Regions from separate parts of the Homo sapiens genome. Here region 1 is linked to region 2. A link is a loop called in an ENCODE intact Hi-C map of the cell type or tissue named here. Cell type or tissue: Caco-2. All regions are shown on one strand. Links, peaks and the distances in the headings refer to the core of each region. The heading gives the core; the rest is flanking DNA. Region 1 holds the start of ZMYND19 (zinc finger MYND-type containing 19). Region 2 has its middle 4.0 kb from the start of ENTPD8.

Region 1 (2,896 bases), core at 236-2,735, 150 kb after region 2:
CAATAAACCTAGGCAAAGACTGTTTCACTGAGCTGAGGGAGGGGCCGGGGCTGAGGCAGAAGAGCCAGAAGGTTTTGATTAGGGTGTGTTTATTAAGCTGAGCTACTCACTGATTACCCTTTTTAGCTTTTTGTCCATCTGAAATGTTCCAAAGAAAAGCTGTAAGGGATGACAATGCCATCATGGGTGGAGTTAGAAGGGGTCTCTGGTCTCCGACCTGACTGGAGAGCCCACCCTTCCCTGGTGGAAAAAAGCCTCCTCCCCAGCAGGCCCTGCCTATGCTCTTGCAGCAGGGGCAGGAAACAGGAACAGGTCCCAGAACGGGCCAGTCTCCCTCTTGGCAGTTTTTCTTCTGGGATCTGAACCTGTTTTACCTGACGCCGCCTGACACTGCCTCGGCTCCTCTCTCCCACCAAAAGCCGCAGCCGCTGGTGACGGGAACAGGGCTCCCATCCGGGTAAGGACCCTGGCTGGTGCAGCTGCACAGGTGGCTCCGAGAAACCGCCAAGCCTCAATGCCCACAGGTGCCATGGAATCCCCAGCCTCAAACGTGGAGCGTGGGGGCCAAGTAAGAAGAGAAGTCGAGGAAGGCCCTGAGTCTGCAGCATCAGGGCCCAGGCTTCTTCCTCTCTGCTCCGAGTCTGAGGCTCAGCCTAACGTGGCCAACCCCTGGCAGCGTTAAAACGAGCCTGAAGCCCTGCTGAGAACTGGGAGGCACAGAAGAGCCCACACCAGACCCGCCTCGGCGAGAGGTGTGGAAGTGGCGCTGCCTCGGAAAGGGCGCTGTGTTTAAACCGTGTGGCCGCACTGGCAGCCCGGACGCCGCGCTAGGCCCCGGATCGCCGACACCACTGGGAGGGCTCCGGGAGAACGCGGCTCGGGCTCGAGCCACGCATCTCCGCACCCGGCTCGGGACAGGGCCGTGGCCTCCACCTCCGGCAGGGCAGGGCCGAGGGTGGCCAGGTGCACCCCAGAGCCGAGGGGTGCGTGCCCGCCGGCCTGCGAGAGGAAGCTGCACCCGCGCGGGGCCAGCAGCCGGGCCCGCGCAGCGTCCCCCGCCCCGCTGGGGCCCATCCCGGGCTCCGCGCCCCCGCCCCGGCCGCCGCCCGCACAACCGCCCCCGGCCCCGCGCGGAGGCCTGGACGGGCGAGACGGGCCGGGTCGCGGGCTCCGCGCCGCTCACCTTCCCGGCCACCCGGCCGAGCCGCACGATACCCAATTTGAAGTCGGTCATGGCCGGGCCTGCGCTCTCGGCCGGCAGCGCCGCTCCCTCGGGAGGCGCCGAGCGGGGGCCGGGGCGAGGCCGCGGCGCGCCGGGACAGGACGGGACCGGAGCCGGGGTCGGGGTAGCAGCCAGGCGGGCTCCGGGCGGGACGAGGCTGGGCCGGGCTCGGGCCTCCGCCGCCGCCTCGCGCCCGCCGGACCTGCCACGCGCCGCCGCCGCCGCCGCCACCGCCACCGCGCGCACCACAGCGAGCGGAGCGGAGGGGCGGGGCGCAGCCCCGGACACACCCCCCGGCCCGCCGCCGCTCGGCCAATGGCTAGGCGCGCACGGCGCCGACCGGCGCGCGCCGCCCCGCAACAACCAATAGGAGGAGGGCGAGTGCGCCGGCGCTCTGGGGAGCGGGGCGAGCGCGGGGGAGGGGCGAGGCCGGGGGCGGTGCCTGCGCGCGCCGACGTCAGTTTCGCGGGAAGCTTTGTGCGGGCAGCGGCGCCGCGCCTAGAGGGGCAGTGCGGAGTGTGGCTGGGGACTCGCGCCGGGTCCGTGGAGCTCTGCGAGCTGGCTGCTTTTCGCCTCCCTTGCGGTAGCCTCCGTAAGCTGTTTCCCGCCGCCGTCCTGGCCCCGAGCGCGGAAGGAGGAGGTGGACGGAGCTCGTGCGGGGCCCTCTGGGCGGGCGGGGAGCGGGCGAGGCGGGCTAGGAAGAGGCCGTTGCCGCGGGACGCGGGTGTTTCTGGAGAGACAGCGGACGCCCGGCCCACGCGACCCGGAGGGCGCGGCCTCCCGCGCAGCCTTCTCCGAGCCGCCGGCTCTTCAGCCTCGGGGGCGGCTGACCTCCAGAGCAGCCTGGTCCAAGGCGTCTGGAAACGGAACTCCAGTGAGGCCCATTAGGCTCCGCGGGAAAGCCGAGACCCGCTCAGGGAGGGACTGGGTACGCCGTGGTGGGCAGCGTGGCTCCCCTGCAGCCTGGAGCGAACGGGGCTAGGTCCTGCGTCCTGCTCCGCCGGTGTCCAGTCGCCCGTGAGGAGGCCTCACCCTGCCTCAAGGGCGACTCCTGCACCTGAGGAGCTGCACAGGCTCCTTTCTGGCTTGCTGGGTTCCGTTTTCTTTTCTTGCTTTTTTTTTTTTTTTTTTTGAGTCAGAGTTTTGCTCTGTCACCCAGGCTAGAGTGCAGTGGCACGATCTCGGCTCACTGCAGCCTCTGCCTCTCGGGTTCAAGCGACTCTCCTGCCTCAGCCTCCCGAGTAGCTGGGACTACAGGCACGCGCCACCATGTCCGGCTAATTTTTGTATTTTTAGTAGAAGTGAGGTTTTTCCATATTGGCCAGGATGGTCTCGAACTCCCAACCTGAGGTGATCGGCCCACCTCGGCCTCCCAAAGTGCTGGGATTACAGGCATGAGCCACCGTGCCCCAGCCTGCAAAGGGTGTACATGAGTGAGCCCAGACGTTCCATCTCTGGGTCCCCTGGTACTTGCCAGTACCCCAGACACCCTAGAGGACTGAAGGGGCTGATGAGTCCTGGCCTGCCTGAGACACACATTGGGGTTCAGGCTGGGCCTTGCTCAAAACATGCCTGTCCGACCGCGCGCGGTGGCTCATGCCTGTAATCCTAGCACTTTGGGAGGCCGAGGCGGGCAGATCACGAGGTCAGGAGCTGGAGACCATCCTGGCTAAC
Region 2 (2,896 bases), core at 148-2,647:
CAGGCTGAAGTACAGTGGCACAACGTAGGCTCACGGCAACCTCTGCCTCCCAGGTTCAGGTGATTCTCCTGCCTCAGCCTCCCCAGTAGCTGGGATTACAGGCATGCGCCACCACACCCGGCTAATTTTTTTGTATTTTTAATAGAGACAGGGTTTCACCAGGTTGGCCAGGCTGGTCTCGAACTCCTGAACGCAGGTGATCCGCCCACCTCGGCCTCCCAAAATGCTGGGATTACAGGCGTGAGCCACCGGGCCCAGTGGCAGGATCATAGCTCACTGCAGCTGTGAACTCCCTGGCTCAAGCAATCCTCCCTCCTTAGCCTCCCAAGTAGCTGGGACCACAGGCATGCACCACTGTGCCCGGCTGATTTTTGTTTTTGTTTTTGTTTTTAGTAGAAACAGGGTTTCACCATGTTGCCCAAGCTTCTCTCAAACTTCTGTGCTCAAGTGATCCATCCGCCTCGGCCTCCCAATGTGCTAGGATGACAGGCGTGAGCCACTGGGCCCAGCCTTTGCTGAGACTTTCTCTTCTGACATTTTAAGTGCTCACGATGGCTCAGTTAGGCACCGCTATAATAGCTACTTTAAAGTCTTCAGGCCGGGCATGGTGGCTCACACCTGTCATCCCAGCACTTTGGGAGGCCAAGGCAGGAGGATCACTTGAGGCCAGGAGTTCAGGACCAGCCTGGTCATTCCAGAACCACCACTGGGGGGCATACGTGTGACTAGACCAGAGGGTGCCCCAAAATCTTGGAGAAAAACTGACCTTGGACCAATAGCCACTGAGGCTGAAACTAAAACAGCAATGTTCACCATAGGATAAAAGGAAGACTCCGAGTCTCATATTAAGTAAGATTCAAAACATTACAAACCAGGCCAGGCGTGGTGGCTCATGCCTGTCATCCCAGCACTTTGGGAGGCCAAGGCACGTGGATCACCTGAAGTCAGGAGTTCGAGACCAGCCTGGTCAACATGGTGAAACCCCTGTCTCTACTAAAAATACGAAAAATTAGCCAAGCGTGGTGGTGGGTGCCTGTAATCCCAGCTACTTGGGAGTCTGAAGCAGGAGAATTACTTGAACCCGGAAGGTGGAGGTTGCAGTCAGACGAGATTGTGCCACTGCACTCCAGCCTGGGCAACAGAAAGAGACTCTAAGAAAAAAAAAAAAATTACAAACCAGAATTCCTCCACACCCAAAGAACTGTGAGAATCCTGACCAGCAGGGAAGAGGCCATCAGCAGACACCAAGGTTGAGAAGGCGTTGAAATGACAGAAAGACTGACAAAATCTGTTTTTTAAAATTTTACTCATTTAAAAATTTTTTCTTGAGACAAGGTCTTGCTCTGTCACCCAGGATGGAGTGCAGTGGCGTAATCTTAACTCACTGTAGCCTTGAATTCTCGGGCTCAAGTGATCCTCCTGCCCCAGCGTCCCAAGCAGCTGACACCACAGGCACGCACCACCACCACACCCCATTAATTTTTTTTTTACTTTTTGTAGAGACAGATATTCGGGCGCCCCCAGTCTAGCCACACGTATGCCCCCCAGTGGTGGTTCTGGGAATGACCAAGGTTGGCTGCTGAAGTCAGTTGTCTGGGTGAGTCAGAGTGAGACACACAGACACACTCACAGGCACGCCTGAGGGTTGGGGGGCGTTGGGGGTGGTTTTTGGGTACTTCTCAGCTCCTGGGCTCCCCAGACCTCCCTTCCCAGCCCTCAGGCCAGAAAGCAGGGGTGACAGAGCGCACAGAGACGTGGGAGATTTGGCAGCGGGAGGGGAGCTGACCCGCCTGCCTGCAGGCACCAGGACAGGTGCAGGGAGCCATCGGGGCCATCTTGCCCCTTTCAGGGACAGGTTTTATGTTTGCTGTCTCCTGCCCCCACAGAGGCAATGCTAACAGCAAGGGTGTGACCGCCACAGCTCCCTCCACCATTCCGATCATGTCTACATTATTGATTCCTGCTCACGGGGGTTTTACCTTACAGACAGGAATCACACCTCTGCTTGCCCTTAGACACTCCTGCACCCTGGCGGGAGGTCTCCACACAGCCCCCAGACCACACCCCAGGTCTCAAGGGTGGCTGCTCTGCTGGGTGCACATCCGGCCACGGGGCCACCCGGGGGGCCACTTGGGGTTGTGTAGTGAGCGTGGAAGTGCAGACCTGGGGGTCTGCACTTGAGAGCAGGGCAGGCAGGTCGCTGGGGCAGGCGGGGGCCTCCCCCGTGCTGTTCCCAGCCTGCCAGGTAGTCACGAGAGTGCATCCAGGCAGGTGGCAGGAGACATTGCACATCGATGTGAAGCGTGACCCAGTCACTTGGAACAGCTGGACCTGTTGCATCTTCCTCCTTAGCAATAAGCCTCGTGAGCATCGGATCCTTCCAGAAAAGCCATTGTGCGATCGGGCCACACCCAGATTAGCGGGCACAGCACAGCGGGGCAGTAGACACCCTCAGAAAAGGTGCCAGGGGGCGGCTGGGGCTGGACGGGCTTGTGCACTCATCAGTCACACTACTTTTAAGAGCTGTTACCAGATTACCTTAAAAAAAAAAGCTGTAACAGGCTGAGGAGGCAGGAGGATTGCTCGAGGCCAGGAGTTTGAGACTAGCCTGGGCAACAGAGTGAGACCCTGTCTCTACAAAACATAAAAGAATTAGCCAGGCGTGGTGATGCCTGTAGTCCCAGCTACTCCGGAGGCTGAGCGGGTGGGAGAATCGCTTGAGCCCAGGAGGTCAAGACAGCGGTGAGCCCCAGCCTGCGCGACAGATCAAAACCCTCTCAAATTGAAAAGGGGGTTACCTCGTCGCTTTCATTGGCCTTTCCATGATTCCTGATGGGATGAGGACTTTCTTCATGGAATTACCAGCCAGTTTCCTGCTCTGCGAATGATTTCTCCA

Evidence for each region. Hi-C counts contacts between places; a loop is a spot of excess contacts. Peaks named below come from ENCODE experiments on the same cell type or tissue, not always from the same donor. Only the 100,000 strongest peaks of a DNase experiment are listed, where the experiment ranks them.
Region 1: a loop joins it to region 2, with 2.9 times the contacts of the local background. A loop is called at or near these places in 6 of 110 quality-filtered maps.

What each region holds. Positions count from the first base shown.
Region 1 is chr9:137,589,030-137,591,925 of GRCh38, forward strand. It overlaps ZMYND19 (zinc finger MYND-type containing 19), which reads right to left and starts at 1,483. Exons shown (of 6, transcript NM_138462.3): 1 at 1,184-1,483. The coding sequence starts at 1,234. It overlaps LOC124902318 (a long non-coding RNA gene), which reads right to left. Exons shown (of 3, transcript XR_007061885.1): 3 at 2,010-2,079. RefSeq lists enhancers at 1-46, 569-618 and silencers at 889-938, 989-1,098, 1,379-1,768, 1,959-2,028. In Caco-2, for the core only: no CTCF peak of the experiment used is centred there; DNase peaks (open chromatin) are centred at 1,552 and 2,233; H3K4me3 peaks cover 2,343 bases.
Region 2 is chr9:137,443,906-137,446,801 of GRCh38, forward strand. No RefSeq gene overlaps it. Among named protein-coding and RNA genes, the nearest start is that of ENTPD8, 4.0 kb to the left of the region's middle. In Caco-2, for the core only: a CTCF peak has its summit at 1,534 (motif pointing left); a DNase peak (open chromatin) is centred at 1,556.